Linked DNA regions of Homo sapiens: region 1 is linked to region 2. A link is an interaction called in ENCODE POLR2A ChIA-PET data of the cell type or tissue named here. Cell type or tissue: PC-9. All regions are shown on one strand.

The links. ChIA-PET counts read pairs that join two places held together with the same protein. Peaks named below come from ENCODE experiments on the same cell type or tissue, not always from the same donor. Only the 100,000 strongest peaks of a DNase experiment are listed, where the experiment ranks them.
Region 1: POLR2A ChIA-PET joins it to region 2 with 36 read pairs; 2 of 35 experiments call an interaction of 5 or more read pairs at or near these places.

What each region holds. Positions count from the first base shown.
Region 1 is chr16:30,754,474-30,759,473 of GRCh38, reverse strand. It overlaps PHKG2 (phosphorylase kinase catalytic subunit gamma 2), which reads right to left. Exons shown (of 10, transcript NM_000294.3): 7 at 3,202-3,292; 8 at 2,954-3,107; 9 at 2,759-2,884; 10 at 1-2,670. The coding sequence ends at 2,377. It overlaps CFAP119 (cilia and flagella associated protein 119), which reads left to right. Exons shown (of 9, transcript NM_001014979.3): 6 at 16-132; 7 at 227-296; 8 at 373-462; 9 at 1,820-2,051. The coding sequence ends at 1,998. Among named protein-coding and RNA genes, the nearest start is that of CFAP119, 5.1 kb to the left of the region's middle. RefSeq lists an enhancer at 452-551. In PC-9, no CTCF peak of the experiment used is centred here; no DNase peak of the experiment used is centred here.
Region 2 is chr16:30,489,814-30,494,813 of GRCh38, reverse strand. ITGAL (integrin subunit alpha L) reads right to left here. Exons shown (of 31, transcript NM_002209.3): 12 at 451-602; 13 at 1-101. Among named protein-coding and RNA genes, the nearest start is that of ITGAL-AS1, 7.2 kb to the left of the region's middle. In PC-9, no CTCF peak of the experiment used is centred here; a DNase peak (open chromatin) is centred at 2,703.

The sequences.
Region 1 (5,000 bases), 260 kb before region 2:
GAGTCACCACCACAGCGGCCTCCTTTCAGCATCGACCTCTTCAAAGAGGAACAGCTGCTGGCCTTGGAAGACTACGTGGTCAACACTTACTTCCGCCACTTCAAGCTCTATAAATACGTCTTCACACCCCAGGTAGGGGGTGGTGGACCATGAGGAGCCACCCTCAACCGCCCCTCCCCTCAGCACAGGTGCACTCCTTTCAGCCTCCCTCTGCCTTGCTTCCCAGGTGCGGCTGGATCTGTCTTTGACTTACATGGGGCTACAGCCACCCAAACTGTGGCCAGAGAGTGAGACGGGTAAGGGAGAGTGCCAGGGCAGGGCTGGGCTGGGCCAGGCCTGGGGCCACAGTCTCTTCCTGCTTCTGGTTTGCAGAGAAAGAAGAAAGCAAGGAGATGGAGGAGCAGGCAGTTACCCCGCAGAAAGAGGAACTAGAGACAGTGGCCCCACCAGAGCCAGAGCCAAGTGAGGATCTGGAGAGGGCAGGCTGCCCTGTCCCTCTGAGCAGGTGTAGAATGAAGGGTTTGGATGACATCAGGACTTCAGACTTTTTGTTTTTAGTCAGAGTCCTTTCTCTAAATGATCCCTTATGCAGAAGTCCAAGATGACAGATAAAAGCACAGCTGCAGGCCAGGCGTGGTGGCTCACACCTGTAATCCCAGCACAATCTGAGGCAGGCGGATTGCCTGAGCTCAGGAGTTCGCGACCAGCCTGGGCAACACCGTGAAACCCCCTATCTACTAAAATACAAAAAATAGCCAGGCATGGTGGTGCGCGCTTGTAGTCCCAGCTACTCAGGAGGCTGAGGCAGGAGAACTGCATGAACCCAGGAGGTGGAGACTGCAGTGAGCCAAGATCTGGCCACTGCACTCCAGCCTGGGCAACAGAGCAAGACTCTGTCTCAAAACAAACAAACAAACAAACAAAAAGCACAGCTGAAGTGGCTCCAGAGAAATGATCATTAGAAAGCCAATGACGGTGGCTTAAAACCTATATGATGGGTTGATGGGTAAAGCAAACCACCATGGCCCATGTATACCTACGTAGCAAACCTGCATGTTCTGCTCGTATCCCAGAACTTAAGAGTTAAAAAAAAACAAAGAACAGGCCAGGTGCAGTGGCTCACAACTGTAATCCCAGCACTTTGGGAGGCTGAGGCAGGCGGATCACGAGGTCAGGAGATCGAGTCCATCCTGGCTAACACTGTGAAACCCCGTCTCTACTAAAAATACAAAAAGTTAGCCGGGCGTGGTGGCGGGTGCCTGTAGTCCCAGCTACTGGGAGGCTGAGGCAGGAGAATGGCATGAACCTGGGAGGCAGAGCTTGCAGTGAGCTGAGATCGCTGCCACTGCACTCCAGCCTGGGGGATAAAGCAAGACTCCATCTCAAAAAAAAAAAAAAAAAGAGAAAGCCAATGACAATAACAGCCAGCACATACTTGGCAATAGGTGTGCAGTGCATGCCCTGCTCTAAGCATTTTACATAAATTAACTCATTTAATCCTCCCTCAATCCTATGTGCTAGGTATCACTATCCACATTTCATACAAGGAAACTGAGGCACAGATAGGTTAAATAACCTGCCTAAGGTCACACAGCTACTGAGTAGGGATCAGAATTTGAAGCTGCAAAGTCCAGCATAGCCACCCTACCCAACTACCTCTCACACAAGGGCTTGCTAACATTTCCTAAAGGGAAACAACATTGCTACCTCTATATCCCCACCAGGGGAAATTTGGGGACTGTTTGCCCAACTAGGGACCATCCCCCCATTGCCAGACAGCATCTCTCCTCACCCTGCCCCTTCTTCCCTGCCCCTGCAGGCCACATCCACGTCCTCCGAGCCTACATCAAGACCCAAGTGAACAAAGAGCTGGAGCAGCTCCAGGGGCTGGTGGAGGAGCGGCTCAAGGCCAGCGAGGAAAGGCTCAGCAGCAAGTTGACTGCACTAGAGCGGCCCTTCCAGCTACCTCCGGGTAAAGGCAAGAGCAAGACCAAGTGACCCCCAACATTTTCCCCAATAAAGGTCTGGGCCAGAATGGCACCATCCCTGCACCCTGCTGAGCACCTTCTGGGCTTTCCTGCCCAAGCCAGACAGACACAGGACACCTGTTCTCCCTGGCGTGTAGCAGATTTTATTTCATATGCAGTGCATGCAGCACTGACCGGGCCAGGCGTGGCGTTCAGAATGGCTCCCTTCCACCCCAGCTCTGATCTCAGAGTCCTGGCCAGTGGGGAGAGAGGTACCGGGCTGGTCTTCAAGAGGGTAGCAGGATCATTAGTGGGCCTGAGGCCAGAGGCCAGAGCCCAGAGGAGCTGGAATGATCAAAACCCTTCTTCTGGAGAGTTCTGCTTCCTGGGAATCCCTGGGGTTGAGGTCCTAGCCCAGCACAAGCACGGCCTCATCCTCAGTTATAGCAGCAGAGTCTCCCTCCTCTTCAGGGCCCATGATGGGAAAAGGCCCAGGGGGCCGGTGCTGAAAGAGAGCCGCCCGGTTCTGCTGCTCCCCTTTCTTTACCCAGTGCCCGTAGAGCCGGAAGGCACAGTTGTCGATGAGGTGCCGCACTGACCGCAGCGCATAAGGGTCCCTCAACAGTGCATTCTTGGTCAGTGGCCGTACACGATGGGTGCTTAGGGCCACTCGTCCAGCAGCCAGCACTGTCCACACTGCCACCTGGGAAGGGGGGCAGGGTGAGCTCTAGTGCAGGGGAAAGATCATGGGACAGAGAAACGGGCCCAGACCCTGATACACTCAGGCTTACCCGGAACCGCTGGCGGGGGGTGAGGTTCCAGGGTTGGCTGCCTTCACAACGCTCAAAGAAGGGGTGCTGTAGGGCCTGCTCAGCTGTCAGGCGTGCCTCAGGATCCACCTGCAGCAGCCTGGAGATCTAGGAGAGACCCAGAGCATGAGGGGCAGCTCTTGGGCCTCCCCTACTGTCCTCTCAGCCCCCGCTCACCAGGTCTTTGACAGTGCTGGAACGGTCATCCCACTCGGGGGAACTGAACTGGTACTGGCCCTCCATGATCATGCGTAACATCAGGATCTGCCGCCGGTGCCAGAAGGGTGGCGAGCCAGCCAGGAGTGTGAACAAGATCACCCCACAGGCCCAGCTGGGAAAGAGACTGGAGTCAGGCGGGACTAGGTGACGGGCAGACCCAGCAAAGGACAGCAAGCACGGGAGGGAGGGGGAGACCAGGAACTCACAGGTCGACCTCCTTGCCATAGCCTGGGTGGGTTTCATCCATGGAGCATTTAAGGATCTCTGGCGCTAGATACCCTGGGGTCCCACACAACTCTGGGGAGAGAGGACCAAGATTGAGGGGATGCCACCAGCCCCTCTAGGGCCCTTAGCACTGGATCTCTGCTGGAGCCTCCTCAACGCTGCCAGGACTACCAGTGTTCCCATCTTCCTTCTGTCTGCCTTCTGCCAAGTCTCCTGCTGAGGCACTATCCCTGCGCAACAGTTGGCTCACCATGGCTCCTGGTGGCCTTCCTAGGAAAACCTGGGTTTTGGATTGATTTCAAGGTCCTTGTTCCACCATATCATTTGCCTCCTCCAACCCTACCTACCCACTATCCAAGCCAACCTACCCACTCCTCACAACTTGTTACCTTAGTTTTATATATATCATAATGCATATGGAAAGATTATGTATTTTTACATACATCATAATACATACGCAAAAAAAAATTTTCTGCATTCCTATCTGCCCAAACCTCTTCCTCCTCCTATAATCTCCAACTATCACTCAACCCAAGGGGAAGAAGTGGAGATAAGGAATTTCTTTTCTTTTTTTTTTGGAGATGGAGTCTTGCCCTGTCGCCTAGTCTGGTGTACAATGGCATGATCTCGGCTCAATGTAACCTCCGCCTCCTGGGTTCAAGCGATTCTCCTGCCTCAGTCTCCCGAGTAGCTGGGATTACAGGCACGTGCCACCACGCCTGGCTAATTTTTTGAATCTTTAGTAGAGACAGGCTTTCACCGTGTTGGCCAGGCTGGTCTTGAACTCCTGACTCGTGATCCGCCCACCTCGGGCTCCCAAAGTGCTGGGATTACAGGCGTGAGCTACCGCGCCCGGCGAGCTATGGGATTTCTTAAAGCACATAATGGGTAAGTCCTTTGTTTAAAACCCTTCCCTGATTCCACATCATGACACATGATCAAATCTACAGTTCTAAAGTCCAGAGCCCTCCAAAACTTTATCCAAGTCTGTATTTTTATATTTATTTATTTTTAGAGACAGGGTCGCTATGTCACACAGGCTGGAGTGTGGTGGCACTATCACAGCTCATTGTAGCCTTGGGCTCCTAGGCTCAAGTGAGCCTCCTCCTTCAGCCTCCCGAGTAGCTGGGGTGACAGATGCGTGCCACCACGCTTGGCTCAAGTCTGTATTTTTAGTTTGTTCTACCACTCGGGCACCAATTCTTCCAGTACTTTCTGAACCTTGTTCCATGGCACACTTCCAGGAGATTTTAACAGCCCCGAATTGAAACTGACTTTGTTGGGAAATTCATTCCTACACCAAGTATTTCTTGAATGCCAAGTTGCACTGATTTGCCAAGTGGCAAATGAGATGAGCCCTTACCGAGCTCACTGTCTACCTGAAGGCAAGTGAGAAATAACAATACAGTAAGACGTGTTGTGAATGAAGAAGATGGGAGAACAGAAAGCAAGGGGACCTAAGCTGCCCTGGAGGTTTAAAGTGAAGCCTGAATTACCCAAGCCAAGGAGAGGATGCAGTGGGCAGAGGCAAAGATGATTCCACAAACGGGAAAAGTACATGTGGAAGCCAAAGGGTTTTAAAGTACAACATCCACCAGACATGTGGGTCCACAGGTTAAGAGTATTAACTCTGGAGTCAGACTGTCCAAGTTCAAATCCTAGCATTAGGACCCTAGAGCAGTCATCTCACCTCTTTGAGCCAATCTATAAAAAAAGAGACACAAATACTGTCTGTCACACAGGGCTGTGGAGAGGATTTAGGGGAATAAGCCATATAAAG
Region 2 (5,000 bases):
TGCTCCCCATAGAACAGTGGGGCACCAATCAGCAGCAGCTCTGTCTCCCCATCTTGGTCCACGTCGACGCCACACAGCTCCCCACCGAAATAAGAGCCAATCTGTGGGGAGAGGCAGGTGTTTGGGGAAGCGCCTGTGGGAACAGCAGGGGTTGGCAGGGAGATACCTGTACCGTGTTCATCTTGTGCCACTCCCTCAAATGCAGGTTCCAATCTTGGATCCACCCCTAGTCTATGTGCGTTAAGACAAGGTGGGCTCTTTGAGGTTCAGTTTCTTAAACTAGAGAGGGAGATGACAGGGCTTACCTCTGTGTGTTATGAGGGATAAATGTGATCATGTTTAGCACAGGGGCTGCCACATGGTAAGTGGATGAGCATTCAAAGGACAGAAGGGAGTGTGATGTGTGTCCCGCCAGTCCCTGGTCTGCAGATGCCCTCGGACTGGGCGCACCTGGGTCCCATGGATTGTCTGGACCTGGCTCCAGTGTCCTCCGCCCTGTGGCTCTTGGAACAGCAGCACTCGGCCCATGTGCTGGTATCGAGGGGCTCCCGAGGCCAGCAACGAAGTCTTTTGCCGGGAGGGCAGCCAGGTCACGGTGTAACCTGAGGAAAGTGTGTGGGGTGTGGAGTTAGGAACACAGGATGCTGGAAGAACACCCAGCAGGAGAGGGGCAGGGGCCCCAGGGAATTGGGTTAGTAGCAGAGATGCATGGAAACAGCTGAAGACCTTCTCCTGAGAAAAGCATCCATGTGCTCCCAGCCAAACAAATCCTGCCATCTTGGGGATGGCATGTCTTCAACTGTGGGTGACATGCACACCCAGGGAAAAGCAGCTATGCACAACAAGTGGAGCGTGGAGCCTCTTCTGAGCCTCAGTTTACCTGAGGATTAGTAAGGAAGACTCCATTCTTTCTTCTTTTTTAGAGACAGAGTCTCGCTCTCTTGCCCAGGCTGGAATGCAATGGCGTGATCTCAGCTCACTGCAACCTCCGCCTCCCGGGTTCAAGCAATTCTCCTGCCTCAACCTCCCAAATAGCTGGGATTACAGGCGCCCAGCCACCACACCCAGATAATTTTTTGTATTTTTAGTAGAAACAGGGTTTTGCCATGTTGGCCAGGATGGTCTCAAACTCCTGGCCTCAGGTGATCCACCCACCTCAGCCTCCCAAAGTGCTGGGGTTACAGGCATAAGCCACTGTGCCCGGCCTCTTTTTTCTTAAATAATAAATTAAAATGGGAGTCCAGGTGCGGTGGCTCACGCCTGTAATCCCAGCGCTTTGGGAGGCCGAGGCAGGTGGATCACAAGGTCAGGAGATCGAGACCATCGTGGCTAACACGGTGAAACGCCGTCTCTACTAAAAATACAAAAAATTAGCTGGACGTGGTGGTAGGCGCCTGTAGTCCCAGCTACTTGGGAGGCTGAGACAGGAGAATGTGAACCTGGGAGGGGGAGCTTGAAGCGAGCTGAGATTTCGCTACTACACTCCAGCCCGGGCGACAGAGCGAGACTCCGTCTCAAAATAAATAAATAAATAAAATAAAATAAAATAAAATAAAATAAAATAAAATGGTATATATTAGTCAGAAGAATGCAAAGTTGGCATGGATATTAAAAATAAAGCATGTCTGGGCCAAGTGCAGTGGCTCACACCTGTAATCCTAACATTTTGGGAAGCCGAGGTAGGAGGATCACTTAGGCCAGAAGTTTGAGACCAGCCTGGGAAACATAGTGAGACCCCGTCTCTACAAAAAATTACAAAAACTAGCCAGGTGTGGTGATGCACACCTGTGATCCCAGGTACTAGAGAGGCTGAGAGGCAAAAGGATTGCTTGAACCCAGGAGTTCAAGGCTGCCTTGAACTACGATGGTGCCATTACACTCTAGCCTGGGTGACAGAGTGAGACCCTGTCTCTAACAAAATAAAATAAAGCAGGAAACTTGAAAAATTTTCATGCTTAAAGATATCATGTTGCCGGGCGCGGTGGCTCACGCCTGTAATCCCAGCAGTTTGGGAGACCGAGGCAGGCGGATCACGAGGTCAGGAGATCGAGACCACGGTGAAACCCCGTCTCTACTAAAAATACAAAAAATTAGCTGGGCATGGTGGCGGGCACCTGTAGTCCCAGCTACTCGAGAGGCTGAGGCAGGAGAATGGCGTGAACCCAGGAGGCGGAGCTTGCAGTGAGCTGAGATAGCGCCTCTGCACTCCAGCCTGGGTGACAGAGCAAGACTCCGTCTCAAAAAAAAAAAAGATACCATGTTGGCCGGGAGCGGTGGCACACGCCTGTAATCCCAGCACTCTGGGAGCCCAAGGCGGGTGGATCACCTGAGGTCAGGAGTTTGAGACCAGCCTGGTCAACATGGTGAAACCCCATCACTACTAAAAATACAAAAAATTAGCTGGGCGTGGTGGCGGGCACCTGTAGTCCCGGCTACTCAGGAGGCTGAGGCAAGAGAATCAGTTGAACCTGGGAGGTGGAGGTTGCAGTGAGCTAAGATCGCGCCACTTCACTCCAGCCTGGGCGACAGAGAGACTCAGTCTCAAAAAAAAAAAAAAAGAAAAAAAAGATATCATGTCAGTGTCAGGCTGTCTTCATCTTCAACTTCCTGTAATGAGGTTCTTTCCTCTAAGATACCAGGACAACCTCTATTGAATGTTCGAGGAAACACTGCAGGAAATTGGACCCAAGATTGGGCTAGAGCCAAGAGCCACCAGCAAGAATCCTCTGAGATGAGTCACTGACCCCATCTGATGGTCTCTGTGCAGAGCAGTTGAAAGTGAGTGAAGAAAACAGAGCTGTCCAAGGCCCTACAGCACATGGAAGGAAGAGTGAAGAGACGGAACCGCTTCCCTATTGTCGTATGGAGTCTGGAAGCACAAGGGTTAAGAACTCCAAATTCTTGAACTCCATGAGACAAGGTTTAAATCCTAGTGCTACTGCTTCCTAGCTGTGTAGTAGTTAAGTAAATTGCTTCATGCCTCTGTGCCTCAGTTTTCTCATCTACAAAAAGGGAAGAGGCTGGACATTGTGGCTCACGGCTATAACCTCAGCACTTTGGGAGGCTGAGGAAGGGGGATTGCTCAAAGCCAGGAGGTCAAGGCAGCAGTGAGCCAAGATGGTGCCACTGCACTCCAGCCTAGGTGACAAAGTGAGACCCTATGTCTAAAGAAAAAAAAAAGGAACAGTACCAATCTCATGGGGTGTGTTTTGAGAGTTAAATAAGACATGTATATAAAATGCTTAGTGCTACACTAGTGATAGCTAAACTGAGATCTGAAGGATAAGTAGCATAGTAGACACTCAGGATTCTGTTTATTTATCTATCCACATATATGTATATATTTATGTGTGTGTATAGTGGGGTGGGTGTCTAACTAGAGATTAAACTTTTTTTCTTTTTTCTTTTTTTTTGAGACAGAGTTTTGCTCTGTCACCCAGGCTGGACTGCAGTGGTACGATCTCGGCTCACTGCAACCTGTACCTCCAGAGTTCAAGAGATTCTCCTACCTCAGCCTCCCGAGTAGCTGGGATTACAGGTGCATGCCACCATGCCTGGCTAATTTTTTGCATTTTTATAGAGACGGACTTTCACCATGTTGGCCAAGCTGGTCTCGAACTCCTGACCTCAAATGATCTGCCAGCCTCAGCTTCCCAAAGTGCTGGGATTACAGTGTGAGCCACCACACCCAGCTAGAGATTAAATTTTAGAGTCATTTCTTCTTTTTTTTTTTTCACTGCAACCTTAACCTCCCAGGCTCAAGTGATCCTCCCATCTCAGCCTCCCAAGTAGCTGGGACCACAGGCATGCACAACCATGCCCAACTAATTTTTTTTTTTTTTTTGAGACAAAGTCTCTCTCTGTCACCCAGGCTGGAGTGCAGTAGTGCAATCTCGGCTCACTGTAACTTCCGCCTCCCAGGTTCAAGTGATTCTCCTGCCTCAGCCTCCCAAGTAGCTGGGACTACAGGTGCGTGTCACCACGTCCAGCTAATTTTTTTGTGTTTTTAGTAGAGACGGGGTTTCACCATGTTGGCCAGGCTGGTCTTGAACTCTTGACCTCAGGTGCTCTTGGACAATTCAAGAGGAGGAAGCCTTAAAAAGGAGTGGCCAGTCCTCTTACTAATAAGGCAGGTTGTTTTAAAATGTGCCTGGGATTTAATATATAGGTGTGACTGATGATACAGAGAGTCACTGTCATTGAAAGAAGTTTACTAGCCACAGTTCCAAGAGGGAGTAGGCACTGGATGCCATGCAGGGCCAGAGAGGGAAACACTACATTAGTGAAGAGGCAGGAGGAGCCAGGGAAGAGCATGGCCCAGAGCTCTTCTTGTGGTTTCCACAAGGAAGGGTGGCGAGCTAGGTTGGCAAGTTCAAGCAAGTTTAGGATTGCACAGTTTGAATAATTTTGGCTGGCTCTGGGCTATAGCGGTGGCCTCTGGTTGACTGATGCCTGGCTCTGAGCTGATTTAGGGCAGAGGAACTATCGGCTTATTGTGTAAGGATTAGACAAAGGAGGTGGCTGAGGATATGGGCTCGGAATTGGCTGGTTTGCATATAAAAGGCCTTTTTTTTTTTTTTTTTTTTAAGACGGAGTCTCGCTCTGTCATCTTGGCTGGAGTGCAGTGGCATGATCCTCAGTTCACTGCAACCTCCGCCTCCTGGGTTCAAGCGATTCTCCTGCCTCAGCCCCCTGAGTAGCTGGAATTAAAGGCACCCGCCATCATGCCCGACTAATTTTTGTATTTTTAGTAGAGATGGGGTTTTGCCATGTTGGCCAGGCTGGTCTCGAACTCCTGACCTCAGGTGATTCACCTGCCTCAGCCTCCCAAAGTGCTGGGATTACAGGTGTCAGCCACTGTGCTCGGCCCTGTTTGTTGAGACAGAGTCTTGCTCTTTTGCCCAGACTGGTGCGCAGCTGCGTGATCTCCACTCACTGCAACCTCCTCCTCTCAGGTTCAAACGTTTCTCCTGCCTCAGCCTCCAGAAGAGCTGGGACTA